Regions from separate parts of the Homo sapiens genome. Here all the other regions are linked to region 1. Evidence: chromatin loops called from intact Hi-C (ENCODE). Cell type or tissue: MCF 10A. All regions are shown on one strand. Region 1 overlaps ANAPC10 (anaphase promoting complex subunit 10). Region 2 has its middle 140 kb from the start of HHIP. Region 3 overlaps LOC105377460 (a long non-coding RNA gene).

Region 1 (8,000 bases):
CTTCTCTGTATGCCATTACTAGTAAATGCCAACTTTCAACCAGTTGCCTAAGCTGAGAATTCCAGATGCCCCTTTCTGCTTATTCAAATCCTACCCAATATTCTGAATATACCCCAGGTAGCAATCAGTCACAAGTCCTTTTAATTTATTTCAAATATAGGGAACCCAACTGCCATAGCCTTAATTAAATCCTCGTAATTTTTACCTGGCTAATATTATATCTACCTGGTCTCTAGGTGCTCCAGCTCCCCCATTCCCATGATTAAGCTGTGTTGATGTTTCCTCATTTAATGTCTGCCATTACGTACAATCTGACTATACATTTTCACTGAAACAATTATATACTATATTTATTTCCCTACAAGAATGTAAACTTATGTATGGGAACCATGTTACATCACAATATATGTGTTGAATGAATAAATACTTCTCCAGTCTTTCTTACCACTCCCTCAGACCTATCCAGCTTCCATGGCAGACTGAATTACTTGCACTTCTGTCACTATACCATGCTACTGTGCTTCCATACCTTTATGTACATCATGACCCTGCTAGAATGCCTCCACTTGATTTTGCACCTGAATAGGCTTTGTATTTATCCTAAACAGTCAGTTGAACCATCAACCTCTTCAGCTTTTTAAACCACTGGGCTTTAAAAACCACAAAACAATATTGTGTTCCCATAGCCACCTCCAGGTACTTACTATACTAAATGGCAACTGAGAATTTTTTGCATATCTCTTCCATGAGACTATGAAGTGCTCAAAGGCAGAAACTGTGACTTTATTGTATCCCCAGTATCTAACACAGTACCTGGCACTTAGCAGGCCCTACAGCATTATTCACAGAATAAAGCATGAATCTGTTTTGTATGAAATGCCAGACTACATCTCTTAAATAATCTACAGTATAAGTTTGTGGTCAAACAAAAACAAGATACAATTAAGTTTCTAAAAAATATAGATGATACTTCTTCTTAAAAATACAGATGTTACTTTTCTGTATAACATATTTTAGTTCCAAAAGGAAATATGCCCCAAATGCATAGTTACCTCAACTCCATTTTGGAAATAAGTGATGCATACAATAATAAATAAAAGTTTTCAAAAATTCTATATATTGCTTTTAGAGAAGGTTAGAAGGTAACATTTTTTGGCCTAAAAATTATGTGTATCACACCAAAACATTCTACAATGACTTCAAAGATGAACTAAAGTTAGTTATGAAACTACTTTTTTAAAAAAATCTTTTAAACTAGCTAAATTCAACAAAAACTATTTTTCCAAAGACTTGATAAATTACACTTTCTGTCTTATCAAACCAATTTATGTTTATAGATACTGCCTAAGCCATTCCACTTTATATCAAATTGTTTAAAATAGGCCCCTCATAAGAAAGCAAATATAAGTAGATTTTGGGATCAACAAATAGAGCCAGAACTTTTGTCTGCATCTTCTTACTCTATCACATACATTAGGGGAACTCAAATTTTAATAGGAAATATTATTTTATCAGAAGAACTGACATACTAACCACTTCTGTCAAAGTACCATATATGGACTCACATGGTTGTGCTACTGAAATAAGACACAAGTAGAGAGCGAAAGGCCACATGAAACCATGGGAAAACATTACAGCTCTCTCTAACACTGAAGACTTATTTCAAGCCTCCTTTTAAAAAAAATCACTTGGTAACAGCTTTATTATCTGAAGACAAAAACAGAGCTTAAAATTCACTTAAGCACTCGATCTTGTGCTCTTGTGCTCTATCAATATTTTATCCTTTCATGGCCACAAATTTTAGAAGCAATAAACCAAAGGACAACTTTCACATATGCTGAAAGTGTCTACTTAACCTTAACAAGTTGTTTCTCATATAACAATATAGAAATAATTTGAGAACTGTCACAGTGTGTCTAAAAAACACTTTAGTTTCATATTTAAGTACAAAATATTCTACAATAATTTTTAAAAACAACAATAACTAGTTAGCAAACTGAAAAGGACTTTAAGTATCCTTGAATTTCAGCTAGAGATATTTTCTAAAATGCTATAATGATCACATCTAAAATATAATGTTCTTTGGTCCATTGCTCTAAATGATAAAAAAAAAATCTCACACATTATTTTTCCTTCTGAGAGCAAAAGAAAAGAACAACATTAAATCAAAACATAATGCTAAAACGCAAGGGATTTAAGAATTTAAAAACTACCATCTTGATTTGAAAATTTCTCTTGAATAACATGAATTCATGCACAAAAGTAACCCAACTGAGATGAAGCATTCTGCAAAGAAAGACAGTGTAGACTCAGAAATGCTAAATTATCACTTCTATATAGAAATAGTCTCTTGTGTAGAAGCAATAAATTGCAAACATCTTATAAAGTGTTCTTAAATTGTTGGTTTTCAATTTATGTGGAATAGGATATTTTGAATACAAGAAAGTAGAACGAGAAGCATAAATAATTTCAATTTTGTCATTAAAAATATTCTGTTTGGCCAAATCCAGTTTTAGTATCTTGTGACTATTCAGCAGAAAGTTCAATTTAAGTCCTCAGGTATAGTGGTTAAAATACACATTCTAGGGTATTAAAGGAAGGGTCTGATGCCTTTGTAGAGAGTTATCAATAGAAGTAACAAAGATCTAGATACAATACATGCTTCATAACTAAAATGAAGGAAAATAAATAGGATAGAAAAAGAATAATTTATTGCTAAATAAGGCAGCTATATGCTTTTCTCAACTTAGACTATTTTTTAAGTTACTACTTCAAATCAACAATTACAAAAAATAAGCATCTCAAGTAAACAAATTCATAATTTCTAGTGAAAAAAAAAGGAAAATCTATTAAAACATTTCAATACACACTACACTACACCCTCCAGTGGGCAAACATCCACGGAAAAATAAAAAAGATTTAGGTGGATTTTCCACTCAGTTAAATCAGTACTATAACTAATGAAATGATGACTCTGAAAACCTCATAAAAATTCACACTATTTTAATAACTTGTTTTAGTATATGAGTCAGAAGCAGCAAAGTTTTTTTTATATATTTAGATATTGTGGTAGAATAACAGAAAAAATAAAATCATGATCTGCTTCATCTTTCCTTAAAAAGCAAAGTGCTATCAGGCTCCTATTTAACTTAGAAAGAAAAAAAGGTAAACAGTATAAATCTCATACAAAGATGTATAATTAAAAGATAAAAGTATTCATATCACGAGCTGCAAAAGCTAGGCACTAACAATTTAAAGCAACATCCAAAAATTGTAGTTCCTGAGTGAGAACTATGGCAGAAAAGTAGTATGTTCATTAAGTTTTCCAGGAAAACAACTCACATTATCACCTGATAATATTTTGTATTACTGGTCTCATGAGGCTATGTGGTCACTAAATAGAAATATAAACACACTTAGAAAAAATTAAGAGACTACCTATAAGAGCTCTTTTTCTATATGGCTAATGTTTCAGCACTTAGATGACATAATAGAAGCAAAGACTAGATTAAAAGTATTTTACAAGGTCCAAATATCGCTTAAAGTTTCTCCTGTTAACTTCTCAAAATCCTTATTTAATGTCAGTAAAATTTACAATAGAATACAAAACATCTTTAATACAGATACCTAGAAATTTCATATGAATATGTACACTTCCCAAAAATGCATCAAAGAGTTCTTGAATATATATTCTCCAGGAAAAACAAGTACAACTAAGATTACATGAGGTCTTGAACTTAGTACAAATAGGCTACGAAACTAGAAAATAAAGGACAACAGTGACATCTAGAGGAGGTTTCAAATATATACCACGTATATCAAATCAAAACATTTTATTGCTAGTGTTTCACTTATCACAACTGCCTGAGGAGCTATATGATAAATCTTTAGTTATAAATCAAAACAAGCCAACTCTACTTATAAAAGGCTTACCAATATGAGTGATCCAATCATTTGGTAATGTGAAATTTTTAATAAAATACAATTTAATACGTCAAGTCATCAGAGAACTAAACACTGATTAAATGTATCAGATATGTGACTAAAAGAAGGGCTGTCAATTGGTCCAAAAATAAGAGGCCAGGCGCGGTGGCTCAAACCTGTAATCTCAGCACTTTGGGAGGCCGAGGTGGATAGATCACTTGAGGTCAGGAGTTTGAGATCAGCCTGGCCAACATGGCAAAACCCCATCTCTACTAAAAATACAAAGGAGGCTGAGGCAGGAGAATCACTTGAACCTGGGAGGCAGAGGCTGCAGTGAGCTGAGATCAGGCCATTGCACTCCAGCCTGGGTGACAGAGCAAGACTCTGTCAAAAAAAGAAAAAAAAAAAAGATTATGATAAAAAAATTTAAAATATTCTGAATTTAAGAAGCACTGGGTGAATAGAAAAACTTAAGAAGACTAAGAGCTGATTTATTTATTAATCTATTCAAGCACAGGAAGTACACATCAACCAGCATGGCCTGTCAGACAAAAGAAGAAATGTTTTTAAATTAAAAGAAAACTAATTTACAACAATTTTTCAATTTTTCAGAAGCTGAAATTAGTTTTCAAGAAGGGTTTCTTAAAAGTAAGGGCTGGGCATGGTGGCTCACGCCTGTAATCCTAGCACTTTGGGAGGCCGAGAGAGGCAGATCACTTGAGGCCGGAGTTCGAGACCAACCTGGCCAAAACAGCGAAACTCCATCTCTACTAAAAATAGAAAAAATTAGCTGGGCATGGTGGCGCATTCCTGTAATCCCAGCTACTCAAGAGGCTGAGGTTTAAGAATTGTTTGAACCTGGGAGGTGGAGGTTGCAGTGAGCCAAGATCATACCACTGCACTCCAGTGTGGGTGACAGAGTAAGACTCCGTCTCCAAAGAAAAGAAAAAAAAAAAGTAAATTAAGATAATTGTCTATAACAAGACCAAGAAGTTATCTCAAAGTAACAAACAACCTGAGTTCAGATGTCAGCAAGATGGCACTCCCATGTTCACTGCAGCATTATTCACAATAGCTAAGATATAGAATCAACCTAAGTATTCATCAATGAATGGGTAAATAAACTGTGGGGTATATATACCCAATGGAATATTATACAGCCCTAAAGAGAAGGAAATCCTGTCATTTGCAGCAGCGTGGATGGAACTGGAGAACACTATTGTTAAATGAAACAAGCCAGGCACAGAAAGACAAATACCACATGATCTTATTTACATATGGAATATTAAAAAGTTGAACTCAGAAGCAGAAGGAGAATGATAGTTTCTAGGGGCTATAATGGAAGGAGGGATTGGGGAGATGTTGGTCAAAGGGTACAAAATTTCAGTTAGATAGGAAGAATAAAATCAAGAGATCCAGTATATAACAGTGACTACATTAATAAACAATGTGTTATATTCTTGAAGATTGCTAAGAGAGTGGATTTTGAGAGTTCTCACCACAAAAAAGTGGTATGTGAAGTAATGCATATGTTAACTAGCTTTATTCAGTCATTCTACAAAGTATATATATTTCAAAACATCATACTGTACATGATACATACAATATTTAATAATTTTTTTAAAAACAATGAATATCTCAAAAGACAAAACAACAACAAAAATACCTTGGACAATATCCTCACCTGTTCTTATTTGTCAATACATATGCAAGTTTTACGAGAACAACACTTACTTAATAAGAAAACAATGAAAGTACATGTGATTTCTATTAAGTATTTTATTACTAACTCAGATTAAACATAAATTTAGAGACACGGTCTTAATATAAACACTAAGTCAAATAAGAGCCAAGACCACAAATTAACTGGAGGCCTTTCAAAGATCACAAGTGCTTCCCAAATCTCTCAGAACCACCAGATTTTAATGATTATTTGGGCTTAATGATTTTCTGACCAAAAAATGTCAACAGCCACAGCTTCACAATTATGTAGTTCAAAGTCATTGAAAATACCTCTGAAATACTTCAGGACTAAAGCACTGTCCTAATAACTTCATGCAGGATAAATATATTGTGGTATATTCAAACAGTGAAATACAACTCAGAAGTAAAAAAGAATGAAGCAGTGACACATTCAACTACGTGGACAAATCTCAAAAACCCTAGGCTGAGTGAAAGAAGCCATACATAAAAGTTATATCCTGTATGACTCTGTTCATATGACATTGTAAAACAGGCAATATGGATCTATGATAAAAAATCAATCAATCAATAAAATCAGTATAATAGTTATTTCTGAGGGTAGGATAGAGATGAAGACTGAACTGCGAACAGATATGATGGAATTCTCTGGAGTGGTGGAAATGTTCTATATTTTAACAGGAGTTGGGATTACATAAATGTATGTGTTTGTCAAAACTCACCAAGTAATATACTTAAGATTATGCAAAATTGTGCATAAATTTTATCTTAAAAAATGAAAATTAAGCAAATGTTGATAACTCTACCAATATATCACACTGGTATTTGGGGTGAAATGGACAAATATGCACAAGTTATTTTTAAATGCACAAAAAAATTAGATGGACAGATTGTAATAAAGCAAATATAGCAAAATATTAACAACTGAAGAATCTAGGAAGTGAGTATACTGGCATTCACTGTACAATTCTTTGAGTTTTTCTGTATGTCTGAAAATTTCAATAATAAAATATTGTGGAAAAAATAAAGAGAACAATCAGAATTCAGAAGAAAAAAATTTTACACTCAAACATGTTTTCTCCAATATTTTTCTCTTATATATTAACATTTTAACCTGTCTAATGTAATGTCAACTGTGACTATCTTCTAATGAGTAAAAGTTAAAGGATGACATATTTTTAAAAATTTGAAAGACATACCCGAATTTCTTGAAGGTTGTGAAAATTATTTCCTACTCTGACTGAGATCTTGCTTGGAGTATAGCTTTCATCAGATTTGTAGTCTGCATAAATACATAATGTCTTCACTGTTGTTTTTCTTCTAAAAGCAATAAAGTAAAAATAACATGCACTTCATCATATGAAAAGATTTCCAATGCATCTTATCTTCTGATTTTAAAAATCATAGTTTGCTAAAAGGAGTATTTGAATCAACATTTTCATATCTTTTAATTTCAACAAAAATGAAAAATGTAAAAATATAGGTCCAGATAGTATGTTAAATATAGGCCCAGATAATATGTTAATTATACAGACACCTATGTAGAACATGGTCAAGAGCCAGATGCAAGCAAAGAAGGATCAGTTAAGCCAAATTAGGTACTTTATCATGCAAACAAGCATTAAGGATTTCCATCCTCTTCATTTGTATTTTAGACAAAGAAATTATTCTCATAAGTTTGGTTTCCTTTACTAAGTACTTACTTCATTTCCTATATTAAATACTTGAAAATAACTAGCTAAGTGAGGAACTGGGTCCAGCAAAGAGAAAACTACCTTTCCTAAAAAATACAACAACCTAGTTTTAATGCAAGAAATAGAATTCTGCTGCTGATTCTTTCTTTCTTTCTTTCTTTTGCTATTGATTTTAAAATATACATATCCTAGGGAAAGAAGAAACACATAATAGAAAACGAACCTCAGAAAAAATGCAAGTGGCCAACAAAACATGAAAATGTGTTCAACGTCTAATAATCAAAGAAAGAGAAATTAAAACACACAGAGATATTAGTTTTATCATCATATTGGAAAATATTTAAACAACTGATAGTACTCAAATTTGATTAGAAAAAGGTGCTTTCATCACCAGTTAGTAGAAACACAACCTTTGACCTACTAATTCAAACTTCTGAGAATGCATTAAAATACAGTAACACAATCACTCAAAAATTGATGTCTAATGAAGGCTGGCCTTGGAGAAAAAAATGGATGCAGAAAAATCTTGTCCTGTGATTAAATCACTAGAAAATTAAAAACAGCCTAAATATCCATGACAATAGAGAATTGGTTAAATAAATTACAATATAGCCATTCAACGAACTGCTATAGAACTATTTAAAATAATCATGTACATATATAGTTACAGTAGAAAAAAGA
Region 2 (8,000 bases), 270 kb before region 1:
TCATTCATATGTGGAAGCTAAAAAAGTGGATCCCATGAAGATAGAGTAGATTGGTGGTTACCAGAGGCTGGGAAGGGTTAAGGGAGAAGGGGATGAAGAGAGTTTGATTAATGGGTAGAAATATACAGCTTGGAGGAAGAAATAAGACCTAGTGTTTGATAGATCAGTAGGGTAATTAGAGTTTACAGTAATCTATTGTATATTTTGAAATAGCTAGAAAAGAATGATTTTAATATTCTAGTATAAAGAAAAGACAAACATTTAAAGTGAAAGATATCCCAGTAACATTGATTTGAACTTTACAAATTATATGAATGTATTAAAGTATCACATGCCCCAAACTATGCACATCTATTAAGTACCAATACAAAAATAAAAATAGTCTCTCCAGCTCTAATATTCTGATTTTATTATTCCTGCAATTAGATTTCTATCAAATAGGCAGAGAGGAGTACACTAATATCTTAAAAATAGCTGTCATATGTGGAGAAAGGCACATGCTCATATGTCTAAAGATGAGTATTAATGAAAAAAAGTCATATGACTGGAAAAAAAAAACTTCGAATTAGAACACTACTCATGTTTCTATTTTTTCTCATTCACCAAACATTGTCTTTAGCTGCTGTTTTCTCTGCCCGGAATTTCTTTCAGGAGAGTGTGCCATTAGCAGAAAACTTAAATGCATCTAAGGAATTTTTTCTACAATGATTAAAAATTAGCCAAGAATATAACATTTTGAAAGCATTACTTCATGGTTAATCTTCGTTTTGAAACAGATTCTACCATAGACTGTGGAAGGAAGTAGCTAGCATGCATTGAGCCTATCTCTATATTTGAATGAATGCTTCATGTTTAACATTCATTGCTTCATTTAATATCACAGCACTAAAAGAAAGATATTAATAACCTCTTTCATCAACAGAGGTAGAAAACCAAGGCATAAAGTTTAATAACTTACTCAAAGTCACATATGTAATAAACGTTGGAATCTAAATTTAAAACAAATGTGTGTAATTCCAAAGTCTTTCCTCTATAACATATGAGTATATTTATACTGTATTTTGCCTCATAGAAAAGATTCAGCTTATTAACCAGTATCTAAGTTAGGTTTCCTTACTCTAGACAAAGTACATACAGAGTCATGTAAGTATAATACTTTAATTAAACTGTCAAGCACAAATTATTAAATTTGATGGGTATTAACATAAATTCAAAATAAGGGAGAAAAGAATATTCTTATTTTGCAAGAGAGTAATGTATGGTCTTTCTTGTGGAAGATACAACCAATGTTTCAAAAGTTGCCAAAGGGATTACACATCTTACTGAGATGGCCTCATCGCACTGGCCATTCTTTTCAAATAATATTTTCCTACTGCACTCTGGCTTTAACCTAGAGAGTTTCAAGGACCAAAGAGGCAGGAAGTAGAGGCATGGCCATCAGAGCAGTGAGTCAAAAGCAGGCATAGAGTGTAAAGGCCACTAAAGTGAAAATCAAAGAACCACCCCAGTACCTTTTTGATGTTCCTGGCTGGGATTAAACTCCCCAAACATCCCCCTCATTCCATCCCCCATCCACATAAATACACTATTTATGTACTTCCCTCCACCCTCCTATATCTGGCAAAACCAGGGGCTGTGAAAGGGAAGAAGCAGGAGGAGCTTCCAGGTGTCCTGCTCCAAGGGATTAGAACAGCTCAGCTTTCAACTCTCCACTATCCCACGCATTTACTCCTTCATACTGTACCCATCACTCGCCCTGACAGGAAGAACACCTTGCACCTTTGGCTGTCTTCATAGGATGTATTTCTAAATAAAAGCACCTGTCTGTGAAAGCCAGTCATTCACAGGAGCCACCTAGGAGACAAGTGATTACGTGTTTGGGGAGTTTCTGTGCCTGAATGTTTCCAACAGCTCTATCTGCACTATACAGGCTTTTGTGAGATTTTGTGTTGAGAGAGAGACAGAAAAGCAGGTTCCTTGTCTCTTTGTGTCGGAAACACATCTGCAAAGTTGTCACACTCTACAGCAAGTAAACCAAAGGTAAACATTTAATAGTACTTGGAACTCTACCTCTTCTCCACTAAGGAGAGTTAAAACATGTTGCTTAAATAAAAAGTTTGGCTGAAATGAGATTCTTCTCCAAACACAAAAGGAGGTTGTAATTTTAAGCATTTTTCTCCTTGGATTTAATCATGAATATTAAGTATTGGTACCCAAGTGCCAGAGTAACAAACTAAAGTAAAGACCACCCATTAACTTAATTCCAAAGGCTTATTTCATGTAACTCAAGCTCCAGTTATCTGAGAGTGAGTGGTGCTATTCACAACTGCCCATAACAAAAACCAAAAGAGTTTATGGCAATTTGACCTTTTCATTTTTCACAAGTTTATTTTCAGATAGCTAGGAAAATATTTTTCACTTGTATTTGATGACATGATTTCAAAAGCATCTTGACTAATTTCTCAATTAGCCAGGATCACCCCAAATGCCACTCACATTGAATCATGAGCCAAAAAGGCCATTATTCACTAATGAAAATGTAGCAAAACATACTTTGGACCCAATAATTCACAAGATACTAATTCACAGAAGCAACTGACTTTCTCCTACATTTGTAGTTTGACACATCTTAATACCATTCCTTTTATTTCTTTTTATGTATTTTCATTCTATTCAGGTCTAAACACTCCAACCCTGTCCTATCAACACCAATACTTCATCTTCCTCCATGGCCATTTTAGATGAAAATGAAAATGGAAATGTCTTTTGATATTTCAAAATCTATAGTGCACCTCTCTTTCCTCCTGAAAACAAGATATCACAGATGTTTCAGTCAAAGATCTGAGAATAAAATCACTTCTGCAATTGTGACATGATGCCAAAAGTGAAAACACATTCTTAATGCATTACTTGCCTGGAAAAATAAACTGCATTATGGGGAGAAATGTGGAACAAGGTAATCTTAGAAGCCCAGGAGCATAAGAAAGTTAAACTTCTTGACTTGTATCAAATGTTGACAATTCTAACTTCTCTGTTTCAAGAGGACTCTCTGGGACACATTTGCAACATTGCTTAAAAGTCCTGCCACCTAGTGGAAGAAGTAAATAAACCAGTCCTCAGGTAACCTGCCAAATGGAAAGACCCTACAAAAACAGATCCTCTTATCAACACACTCTCCCTTCAAAAATCATATTTTGAAACTAACTTTCATAAAATTTTAAGATTAATCAAATGGGTCATTTTAGTTTTCCTTGTTCAAATGTATCACATTCAGGGTAGGAAAGACTTGTGTTTAAGCACTGGGAACTACGGGTAGAATCCAAAAATAGCTTTTGTTAATCTGCTTTAGTTGATAGTTTTCAAAATGGACTCCTCAGAGTTAAGAAATAAACCAGATCCATACCAGCTTCCCCTTGCAGAAGGCACTTAATCCTCCAAAGGCTCAGCAGAAGAACTCTTTATAGAAGGGATTTCTTTAGTTGGCTAAGATAAAAAATCTTGCCTCAACAAGAAGATAGATCATCAGTGGCCAGACCTCACAGATAGCCACTAAGTTTCTAAGAAAACTTCCTGATGAGTCATGCTGAGAGAAAACTTCTCAGAACAACTTTGATCAAAGTTCAATTCTTGAGTAAGATCAATATTGCATGGTTGGTCCCAGTCATACCAACAGATATGTTATGACAGCAATCAATTCCTCAGTGACCTGAAGGAGTAGACTTGCCTCCCTGCCTACCTGGCTAAGAAAACATGAATGTCTTTGAGCGACCAAAGCAAAAAAAGTGTGGAATTACTACACACTGCACATGGAGATGTTTCTATAATACAGTGTCACTAAACACACTTGCTATTAGCCAAAGGCTATTTTAGAGTCTTCTTTGTCCATAGGTAAGTGCATATGGTCCTAGGCAAACACCTATTAGCTCTTTCTAAAAGCCCAAGGCTATTCAAAGGGAAATAACATTTGCTTCTGTTAGAAAGCTATTATTCCAGATCCCATTAGTTACATCTTCAATTGTATCTCCTGTCTCTGGGGTAAATGATCTAGTGACAGACACTTGTGGATAAATGATCTACAGATGAACACATGTGAGGTTTAAGTTTATATGTATAAAACACTTTGAAGGGAGTTATGAAAGATCATCTTACCACTCAGTATTCAAGAATTATGCTCTGTGCCTTTATCCAAACTTTCCATTACTTGTTCAGTTTTTTTTAAACAAACACCATTGTTTACAGATCCAGATTTGATTTCACAAAGAATTTATTTCATAATTTGAGACTAAAGTGCTTTTTATAATTTAATTATTTGTATTGCTACATTCAAGAAGTTTTTCCATCACTCTAACAGAAAAACACGTTTTTTAAAGTTTTAAAAACAAGAGAATCTTTAAAACTGGTTCAAAATAAAGGAACTACAGTATGTCCAAAGAATGTGAAATATATTTGTAATAAAAGACCTACTGTATTTCCAAAAGAATGTGAAATATAATTATTGTTTTATAATTTATCATTCTTTCGTAACAATTTTCATAACTATTTATATGATTACATGGTCTCCTTTCTAAAGGAAGTAAATGAGAAACCAGTATAAGAACCTCAGACCTACCCTACAAAAAATACTAAAGGGGGTTCTTCAGGGTGAAATTAAAGGAATCCAGATGGTGACTCAAATCCACATGCAGAAAAAAATGAGCACCTGTAAGGATAATTACATAGGTAAAACTAAAAGAATAAATCGATTTTTGTTTGTAATTTGGTTTTCTTCACCCTTTTTTTAATGTTTATTTTCAGTTCAGGGGTACATGTGCAGGTTTGTTAATATAGGTAAACTTGTGTCATGGAGGTTTGTTGTGCAGATTATTTCATCACGCAGGTATTAAGCCTAGTACCCATTAGTTATTTATCCTGATCCAACCCTCACCCTCCAAAAGGCTCCAGTGTGTATTGTTCCCCTCTATGTGTCCTTGTGTTCCCATCATTTAGCTCACACTTATGAGTGAGAACATGCAGTATTTGGTTTTCTGTTCCTGTGTTAGTTTGCTAAGGATGATGGCCTCCAGCTCCATTCATGCTCCTGCAAAGGACATAATCTTATTATTTTTTATGACTGTGTAGTAGTCCATGTACCACCGTGTATATGTACCACATTTTCTTTATCCAGTCTATCACTTATGGGCATTTAGGTTGATTCCATGTCTTCACTATTGTGAATAATACTGCAATAAACATACACATGCATGTGTCTTTATAATAGAATAATTTATATTCATTTGGGCATGTACCCAGTAATGGAATTTCTTGGTCAAATGGTATTTCTGTCTTTAGTACTTTGAGGCATCATCACGCTGCTTTCTACAATGGTTGAACTAATTTACATTCCCAACAACAGTGTATAAGTGTTCCTTTTTCTCCAAAACTTCGCCAGCATCTGTTATTTTTTGACTTTTTAATAATAAACATTCTGACTAGTGTCAGATGATATCTCATTGTTGTTTTGATTTGCATTTCTCTAATGATCAATGACGTTGAGGTTTTTTTCATATGATTGTATGTCTTCTTTTGAAAAGTATCTTTTCATGTCCTTTGCCCACTTTTTAATGGGGTTGTTTGTTTTTTTGCTTGTTAATTTGCTTAAGTTCCTTATAGATGCTGGATATTGGACCTTTGTCATATCCATGCATTACAAAACTTTCTTCAATTATGTAGGTTATCTGTTCACTCTGTTGATACTTTCCTTCGCTGTACAGAAGCTCTTTAATTTTATTAGATCCCATTTATCAATTTTTGCTTTTGTTGCAATTGCTTTTGGCATCTTCATCATGAAATCTTTGCCTGTTCCTATGTCCTGAATGTTATTGCCTAGATTGCCTTCCAGGGTTTTGATAGTTTTGGGTTTTACATTTCGGTCTTTAATCCATCTTGAGTTAATTTTTCTATAAATATAAATATATAAATATATATATATATGTATATATATATAATATATATATATATATATATATATATATATATAGTATATAGTGTAAGAAAGAGGTCTAGTTTCAATCTTGTGCATATGGCTAGCTAGTTATCATAGCACCATTTATTGAATAGGGAATTCTTTCTCCATTGCTTGTTTTTGTCTGGTTTGCCAAAGATCAGATGGCTGTAGTTGGGTGACCTTACTTCTGGGTTCTCTATTCTGTTCCATTGGTCTATGCAACTGTTTTTGTACCAGTACCAGTTGTTTTGGTCCTATAGCCCTGTAGTATAGTTTGAAGTCGGGTGGCATGATGCCTCCAGCTTTGATTTTTGTTTTCTGGGTTTTTCTGTTGTTGTTGTTGTTGTTTTTGTTTTTGTTTTCCTTAGGATTGCCTTGGCTATTTAGGCAGTTTTTTTGGTTCCATGTGAATTTTAAAATAGTTTTTTTTTCCCTAATTCTGTCAAGAATCTCAATGGTAGTTTAATAGGAATACCACTGAATCTATAAATGCTTTGAGCAGTATGGCCATTTTTACAATATTTACCCTTCTTTTCCATAAGCATGAAATATTTTTCCCTTTGTGTAATCTCTGATTTCTTTGAGCACTGTTTTGTAGTTCTCCTTGTAGAGATCTTCACCTCCCTTGTTAGCTGTATTCCTAGTTATTTTAATCTTTTTGTGGCAATTTTGAACGGGATTGTGTTCCTGATTTGGCTCTTGGCTTGACTGTTGTTGATATATAGGAATATTGGTGATTTTTGCAAATTGATTTTATATCCTGAGACTTTGCTGAAGTTGTTTATCAGTTTAAGAAACTTTTGAGCTGAAACTACGAAGTTTTCTAGATATAGAATCATGTTGTCTGCCAACAGGAATAGTTTGACTTTCCCTCTTCCTATTTGGATGACCTTTATTTCTTTCTCTTGCCTGATTGCCCTGGCCAGGACTTCCAATACTATGTTGAATATCAGTGGTGAAAGAGTGCATCCTTGTCTTGTGTCAGTTTTCAAGGCAATGCTGCCAGTTTTTGCCCATTCAGTATAATCTTAGCCATGGGCTAAGAATAGATGGCTCTTATTCTTTTCAGATATGTTCCTTCAATAGCTACTTTTTTGAGAATTTTTAACATGAAGTGGTGTTAAATTTTATCAAAAGACTTTTCTGGTTCCAAGATGGCCGAATAGGAACAGCTCCAGTCTACAGCTCCCAGCATGAGTGACACAGAAGACGGGTGATTTCTGCATTTCCAACTGAGATGCTGGGTTCATCTCACTGGGGCTTGTCGGACAGTGGGTGCAGCCCACGGAGTGTGAGCTGAAGCAGGGTGAGGCATCACCTCACCCGGGAAGTGCAAGGGGTCAGGAAATTCCCTTTCCTAGTCAAAGAAAGGGGTGACAGATGGCACCTGGAAACTCAGGACACTCCCACCCTAATACTGTGCTTTTCCAATGGTCTTAGCAAACGGCACACAAGGAGATTATATCCCACGCCTGGCACCGAGGGTCTCACACCCATGGAGCGTTGCTCACTGCTAGTGCAGCAGTCTGAGATCAAACTGCAAGGTGGCAGCGAGGCTAGGGGAGGGGCATCCACCATTGCTGAGGCTTGAGTAGGTAAACAAAGCAGCCAGGAAGCTCAAACTGGGTGGAGCCCACCGCAGCTCAAGGAGGCCTGCCTGCCTCTGTAGTCTCCACATCTGGGGGCAGGGCATAGCTGAACAAAAGGCAACAGAAACCACTGCAGACTTAAATGTCCCTGTCTGACAGCTTTGAAGAGAGTAGCAGTTCTCCCAGCACGCAGCTGGAGATCTGAGAACGGACAGACTGCCTCCTCAAGTAGGTCCCTGACCGCTGAGTAGCCTAACTGGGAGGCACCCTCCAGTAGGGGCAGACTGACACCCCACACAGCCTGGTACCCCTCTGAGATGAAGATTCCAGAGGAACGATCAGGCAGCAACATTTGCTGTTGAGCAATATTTGCTGTTCTGCAGGCTCTGCTGCTGATATCCAGGCAAACAGGGTCTGGAGTGGACCTC
Region 3 (8,000 bases), 890 kb before region 1:
GGAGCCATACTGTCTACAGGATAAACAGATATTAGGGAAGTAACAAGGTTGACAAGCAGAACTGTAAGAAGCTCTTAGCAGAAATTGAGATAAGAGTAAAGTCAGATATTTCAACTAAGGCAGCTATTGGGGTGTTAGTTAAACTGATTCAATAACCGTCTTTTTTTTTTTTTTTTTTGAGACAGGGTCTCGCTCTGTTCCCCAAGCTGGCATGCAGTTGTGTGATCACAGCTCACTGCAGCCTCTACCTGCAGGATTCAAGCGATCCTCCCACCTCAGCCTCCTGAGTAGCTGGGACTACAGGTGTGCACCACCTTGGCCAGCTAATTTTTTGGTAGAGACAAGCTCTCACTATGTTGCCCAGGCTGATCTCAAACTCCTGGGCTCAAGCAAACCTCCTACCTTGGCATCTTTAAGTTTTAACTATTTAGAACTTAATATTGAGTGGCTTTGTGTTTAATTGGGTGAGGAGGATAAGAGGGAGGCTAAAGGTTGCTTCCAAAGTTTTCAGCTTGAATGACTAGGTAAAGAGTGGTTCTGTTTATAGAGATGGGAAATGAAAGAAAAATCACATGCTTCATTTTAGATTTGTTAAATTTAAGGTTTCTCTGGAATATGCTAGTGGAGAGGTCAAGGAAGAAGATGGACTCTTGAATTTGGGACTCAGAAGGGGAATCGAGACTGAAGACAGAGATGTGGCAGTCATCTGTCTGCCTGTACATGGAGCAAATAGAAGTGTCCACTCTATCCTAATGGATAGCAATCAGGAGAAAGACAGGACTGTAGTATCTTCAGATTGTATAAACAGGCGCTAGAAGGTCTCTAAGTCTAGTTGTGAGAACTGGAGAATGGAGATGACCTAGTCCATATCAAATCAATTAAATTCCAGGTTTTGGTAATATCCAGCTGTGGCCTTCTAAGAGATTGTTTTGCCCAGAACCTATCCCTTTTATTGGAGTAATTTGCTCTCTGTCAGTGGTGGCACTCAGAAGACATAGACTTTGTTATGTGACCATTAATTTTGACTATGGCTGATTAGCTCATGCATGGACACTGGATACAACTTCAGGCCTTCTAATTCTTCTCAGGAGAAACACAGAAGACTGGGTGCTAGAAGCTTAGCCCTATTAATAGAATTCTTGAGTGAGAATCACCAAAAATCTCCTGGGGTCCACTGAACTGCCTGGTTTCCCACCTTTTCTGATGCCTGGAATCTGTGAGGCTCCCCAGTATCCCTCAGATAAATTTTCTTGTTCTATGAAGATATTCTAAAGTGGGTTTGGGATACTTGCAACCAAAAGAGTCTTAATTAGGACAGCCTTGAAGTGTCTAATTAGGGAATCATTAACAGAATGAAGCAAAGGCTGAGGCTGAGCTGAGCTGGCCAGGGACCAAGATAAGCGGCTTTGCAAGTCTCTCTGTGACACAGTGAAGACTGTGGTGACTGCTCTTGCTAAAGCCATTGCATATAATTTGGCTTCAAATGACTAAAGGGGCCCTTTTGTGCATGGCTAATCATGTGGGGATGTTTAGTACAAAGCTAAATATGCCCTTCAGTCCTGCCACGCTTTCTCATAAGTGAGATGTGAGCTTGAATTGTCTCTTCCAGACAAATCCTGCTGCTTCATTTTTTAACAAACTATCTGTCTAGTGTAGAAGGGATTCAATTATCCCTTCACCTTAAAAATATGCCAATGGATGGTGTCGGCCTTCTGTGGCTTGGAGCAAACTCATGTTACACAAATCTGTTTCTCATTTATGTGTTCAGTTAAATCACCAGGGTTGTTTTTTTTCCCTCATAGGATGTGGCAGTACAGAAGGCTGACACCTTTTTTATTTGGGCATTCTACTCAGATCCTGGACATAGGGAGGAAGGAGAAGAAAGTACTTGAAAATGTTGATGTCTTTCTTTATTGGACAAAAGGCCCCAGAATAAGAAATGATGGAAGAAGGCATTTTTAAGTACTCAGTCACTTTCTATGTCACTAGACTCATATCTTATTAGTTGGTATGATTTAGTGAGTCATATAGTAATGTTTCTAATGTACTACCTTTGGTATAAATTGTAACTGATGCAAAATATAGTTTAAAAGAATAAACAAGGAAATGCTATGTCATAAGAAAGAAAAAAGATTTTAGTAATGTAATACTTAAATAACTTCAATAGAGATTTAAGGATTTATTTGTATACATTTCATAGATTTGTTTAATGATTCTGCAAAATTCCATAGCTAGTGAAAAAAAAAAAAAACTACTAGAACCCAGAAATAGCATATAAGTTGTTCCCTCAAGACATGAGATGGTCAATGAGATACCTAATTAGCATCATTATTTATCTGGGAAAACTTTAAAGTACACAATTTGATAATATATACTAAGTAGTATAGTAATAGTAAATAAAAATCACTTTGGCTCTATGTAGAATATTTCCTATTGGTAAGCAGGGTTGAAGGAGATACCTACATATATGGTGTCTTGAGTGGAGGAATTCGAACACAGAACCTGGTTTAAGCTGGTTTTTCCTAAACACACCCTGGAGAGAATGACTCTTCAGTACCATTTTCCTGGATCTCCTGAGCAATTCTTTTTGTTTGTTTGTTTATACTTTGTCTTCCATTAGACAGCATTATTTTGCTTTCAACCATATAACCCTAACCAATACAAATACGGTAGAAGGCACTCATGATCAAAGAGAAAGAGCCCTAAAATCAGAATCTCAGAGTGAGGTTGTACCTGGGGACCACGATGCATTGGTATCTTTGTGGATCTGGAAAAATGCTCATCACGACTAATCACCGATGAAATGCAAATCTAAACCATAGGGAGATATCATCTCACCCCAGTTGGAATGGACATTATCAAAAAGCCAAAATAATAATAATAAGAAGAAATGCTGGTGAGGATTTGGAAAAAGGGGAACTCCTATGCACTGTTGGTGGGATGTAAAATAGTACAGCCACTATGGAAAGTAGTATGGAGGTTCCTCTAAAAACTACAAATAGAACACCATATGATTCACTAACTGCTGAGTGTATATTCAAAAATCAGTATGTCAAAGAGATACCTACACTCTTTTTTTGTTTTGAGATGGAGTCTTGCTCTTGTCGCCCAGGCTGGAGTGCAGCGAGGTGATCTTGGCTCACTGCAATCTCCGCCTCCCGGGTTCGAGATATTCTCCTGCCTCAGCCTCCCAAGTCACTGGGATTACAGGTGCCCATGACCATGCCTGGCTATTTTTTGTATTTATAGTAGAGACGGGGTTTCACCACATTGGCCAGGCTGGTCTTGAACTCCTAACCGCAGGTCATCAGCCAGCCTCGGCCTTCCAAAGTGCCGGGATTACAGGAGTGAGCCACCAGGCCCGGCCAATACCTGCACTCTTCTGTTTATTCCAGCACTATTCGCAATAGCCAACATATGGAATCAACCTAAATAAGTGTCCATCAACAAATGAATAAATGAAGAGAATGTGGTGTATAAAGAGTGGAATACTGTTCAACCATTAAAAGAATGAAATTTGGTCCTTCGTGGCAACACGGATGAGCCTGAAGGACGTTACGTTAAATGAAATAAGCCAGGCACGGAAAGACAAATACCACATGAGCTCAATCATATGTGGAAGCTAAAAAAGTTGATATCATGTAAGTAGAGAGTAGAACCGTGGTTACAAAGTCTGGGAAGAGTAGGGGGAAGAGGGGCTAGGGGAGATTGGTTAAGGGATACAAAATTATAGCTAGATAGGAGGAATGTGTTCTAATGGTCTATAGCACTGTAGTGTGGACCAGAGTTAACAACAATTTATTGTATATTTTCAAATAGCTAGAAGAGAGGATTTTGAGTATTCTCAACACAAAGAAATGATAAATGTTTGAGGTGACTGTCTTGCTCATTACCCTGATTTGATCATTACACATTGTACACATGTATGAAAATATCACATTGCACTCCACAAATATGTACACTTATTATGTGGCAATTAAAAATAATAACCAATAAATAAATAATGAGTAGAAAAATTAGAAAACGAATATGTAATATCTAACTCTGTAGAGCCCTCTATTTTAGAAAAGAAACTTGGTAGATTTGTTCTAAGATTTGATCGCTAGAGGTCACCAAAGTCACAGAAATTATCAGTATTTTTTTCTTTCCGTTTTTGAGTCACAGGCGGATGTCTCTGGCCTCTCCCATTATGCAGTGCATTTACTGGAAGACCTTTTGCTGCTTAGTCTTAAGGAGAGTAAACTGTTTGGACTAGTTTTTTCTAATATTAAATATTCCAGGAAACAGACAGCCATCTATCTATGGGACTATTCAAAACAGATGGGTGTTTCTAGAGAATGTGATTTATTTCCTTCTCTGATACCAAAGGGCCTATTGGTTGATACCTGCTGAATGTGAGTTCTGAGTAATGTTGTTGAGACAGAACCACAGAACACCCAGCAGCAGCACACACCGTTTCAAGTGAAACAGCATGGACCATTTCAAGGAAAAAACATTGTGCCTTTACTGGTAACATGTCTGGTGTAGGAGGGCTCCAATGAAGCAGAACATTCAAGAACACCCATTGCATCTTTTAAATAACAGACCACACTACCTTTTGCATGTTAATAATTCTCCATTTTTTTTTATTGAACTCAACATTAGCCTAAATCCCCAGACCCTAAATTTGTGGAGATTCAAAAACAAACAAGATTGGAATCCTGAAAAGACTCAATGAAACTGTCTCAATTTAAGAGATGCTTCTAGCAGAGATAGAAAGATATAATAGCTAATTTCAGTTTTTTTAGCATGCTCACATTTTAGGGAGGCATAATTCATATTAAAACTTTCTAATTCTGTAATTAGACAAGATGTAGCCTGTAGAAGATGAATATTTGTCAGGAGTTAAATGCAGCTAACAAAGATGCAACAGGCAAGAAGCCTTTCACATTTTCAAGGTTTCATTTACCAATAGCTACATTATTTCCCTGGTTATGTAGATAAGTTTGTGTTTAAATGGTCTCCTGCAGAAACTAAGTAAACCATTTTTTTTCCCATAAGACCTCACAGTGCTTAGATACCTGACAAATCCAAAGTTAAGGCTTTGGTACAAGCCATAACCTAAAAGACTCAAGCCAATATCAACGTGACACATTTTGCATTTAGGCTTGTTCTTTATTCAGTGGACTTCATTTGACTTTGATCTTGGTTAACTTTGAAGTATGCAAGGTTCCCACTTTCCATAAGGGTTTTTTTTTTTTTTCCAGTTAAATCAGACAGGCAGGCAAAGGAAATCTAAACCTTGAAAGAAGTGAAAACAACTAGACACAGTCAGTGATATATTTTCACTACTTTGTTTAAAACAGCACATTGCCATACTTAAAACACTTCACATCAATGAGTTATTTATTAAGTTTTAAATATAAGTCACATTTTCCACTGTATCTTAGGAGACACATTTGAAAACATGTTGGGAATCTGTTGTATGATTTGTGTGAAAAGTTTAGTTAAATGCAAAACTACAGATTGTAGTTAATGATGTACTATTACCATGAAATAGCCATTAACTTAAAGGAAATATTTATATAGGAATTACAATATATGACATTTTATATCTGAAAGCTGGATCTCTTATGGAATTTTATAGACTATGGATTTCAAAATCTACTAGAAACTAGGATTCACATATGTATTTATAAAATGATCCAGACCCACATCTCAAACATTCATTAATTTTGTTTCACCCTTATCATGTTTTAGATTTATGGAGCTATTTCTTATCATGAAGTGAACTTCACTTAATAATGAAGTACATATACACATGCACACACATAAACGTGCATGGGTGTGTACAAATTTATTATTTGGAACAAAAATAGAATCATATATGTATCATTATAAAATGTGTCGTAAAGGATATTAAGAGAAAAAACTTCTTTTTTGAGAGATTTAAAAATTCAACCCAGCCAGGTATCATTTCTCTCTTTCATGATACCTCACTTACCCTAGTTATTCTCTTCTCTTAAGTCTGCAAACTGGAACTTCCCTCTATTAAAGAAAGTAGTAAATTTGTGTTATGTCAGATTAACAGCAGGGGGTCCTGAAGTCAGTACACGTTACTATTTCAGCCCTATTCTAGAAAGAAGCAAAAATTTGAATTACATTTCAAGTCATCTAGAAGGGCTAAATTCTCTTTGGAGTAAGTCTGACCCTGTCAAATTACAAATCTAATATTGTTTTTGGACATACAGTCTGACCAGTGACTCATGTAAGAACTGTTACAGTTGAGTTACCAACTGTGGTCTTACAAACCATTTTGGAGTAGAATAAAAACTCTCCATGGATCTGGAGACAACATGTCTCATTCCTGCACCAGCTCTTTATCTTCCTATGGACATCTGGAAGAAAGCCCCCAAAATATTTACTTGTATATTTCTCTATAATTATATATATATATGTATAAAATTAAGAAGTTGAGGAAATAAACTTTAAAGAAGAGGATTTTGAGATGTAACAGTGATGTAGACTGATATGTGTAAGCCTCCTCTACAAAAATTGTTACTATACAATGAGACATATGGTACAGGCTAAGCCTCCCATGGCTTTGACTGTGTTCTTTGGGAATGACACTGGAAACCACCCTAGCAGGTTGGAATGTCAGGTGCAGACTCTGGATTTGGGGTCTCAATATTCTCAGGTGAAATCCTAAAGCTGTGTGATACTAGACAAGATATTTAACTTATTTGAGCCTCAATTTCATCATTTATGAAATGGAGATAATACATGCCTAGAAGGTCTGTCATGAATATAAAGTCAGAGTGTAAATGCAAAGCACTGACATAATATCTAGCTTGAAATAAATGTTTAATTAAAATTTGTGTCCTTCCACAGAAGGTTGTCGTAGGATTAAATGACTTGACATTTATAAAAGTGCTTTGAAAACCACAAAATGCTACTCAAGTATTAGACTTCATTAATGTTATTTTAAATTTGTGTTTTATATGCCCTTATTCTTTTGGGAAACTTTAGCCAACAAAATAGATTGTCCAGAATTGATACAGAAATCCTACCAGATAATCCAAAGTCAAATTTAAGAGAGTATTCATTTTCCCCCAAGAAAAATTTTATGATAATTAACAAAGAGCTAACTTTATTATTTGGAATAACTACCAATTAGCTTCCTCTAGACACCAAAATGCTGCAGAAGAAAATATATCAGGTGGGGGTGGGGAGGGCAAGAGAAAGAAAGAAAAGAAGGAAAACAAGGGCACTGGGACAGTTTACTATAGGAATGACTGAACATGGACTGTGACTTTAATTACTTTAAGGCATGAAAACTAATTTTAAAATGTAGTTTAGTTTGAAGGACACAGTTATTCAACACCTATAATTAGACAAATACCACTAAATAGGCCTGGAAAAGGCTCTTTGGGCTGAAGATACACTTTCAAGGAGCAGGAAGCTATTCCTGAAGTTCCCATGTGTGTAGTAAAACTTCAGCTCATGTGGACTAAGTTATACATCCATCCTGGCAAATGCCGACACCCCTGGAGGGTTAGACCCTAATAATTCAGTTCCCTGGTAAAAACAGTGTTGTATACACCTGCGGGAGCACTAAAACTAGGGACTGAGTGTGTAACCACTAGAGCACAGACTATATTATATATAGTCCTCTCCTGTGAGCAGGAAGCAAATAGAATTAGTTAAATCCAAGTTAATACTCTGTGAAGACGTTTCTTCATAAATCAGGGCCCTAATGTGCAGTGACTTGTTCGAAGTCCTAGAAGACATCATAGAAGAATCAAGATCATAAGTCAATGTGATACAGGATTACTAGGCAACAAGCCACAAGAGAAGAAACAGCATCTAGGCTGAGAGAGCTTACTATGAAGTCAAACCAGCCTCTTTCTGTCTCTCTGTGACTTTGATCAACTTGTTCAAATGACAAGCTTCAATTTCTTCACCTGGAAGAGGACAGTAATCATGAATACCTTGCAATGTGGGTATGAGGCTGAAATGAG

What was found. A loop is a pair of places that touch in the nucleus more often than their neighbours do. Peaks named below come from ENCODE experiments on the same cell type or tissue, not always from the same donor. Only the 100,000 strongest peaks of a DNase experiment are listed, where the experiment ranks them.
Region 2: it touches region 1 in a loop (3-fold over the local background); 12 of 110 quality-filtered maps call a loop at or near these places.
Region 3: it touches region 1 in a loop (16-fold over the local background); 77 of 110 quality-filtered maps call a loop at or near these places.

What each region holds. Positions count from the first base shown.
Region 1 is chr4:145,057,748-145,065,747 of GRCh38, forward strand. It overlaps ANAPC10 (anaphase promoting complex subunit 10), which reads right to left. Exons shown (of 5, transcript NM_001256706.2): 4 at 6,825-6,945. Among named protein-coding and RNA genes, the nearest start is that of ANAPC10, 36 kb to the right of the region's middle. In MCF 10A, a CTCF peak has its summit at 3,798 (motif pointing left); a DNase peak (open chromatin) is centred at 3,774.
Region 2 is chr4:144,784,487-144,792,486 of GRCh38, forward strand. No RefSeq gene overlaps it. Among named protein-coding and RNA genes, the nearest start is that of HHIP, 140 kb to the left of the region's middle. In MCF 10A, a CTCF peak has its summit at 3,093 (motif pointing left); a DNase peak (open chromatin) is centred at 3,075.
Region 3 is chr4:144,170,457-144,178,456 of GRCh38, forward strand. All of the region lies in intron 9 of LOC105377460 (a long non-coding RNA gene), which reads left to right. Among named protein-coding and RNA genes, the nearest start is that of GYPA, 34 kb to the left of the region's middle. In MCF 10A, CTCF peaks have their summits at 4,119 (motif pointing right) and 4,323; a DNase peak (open chromatin) is centred at 4,145.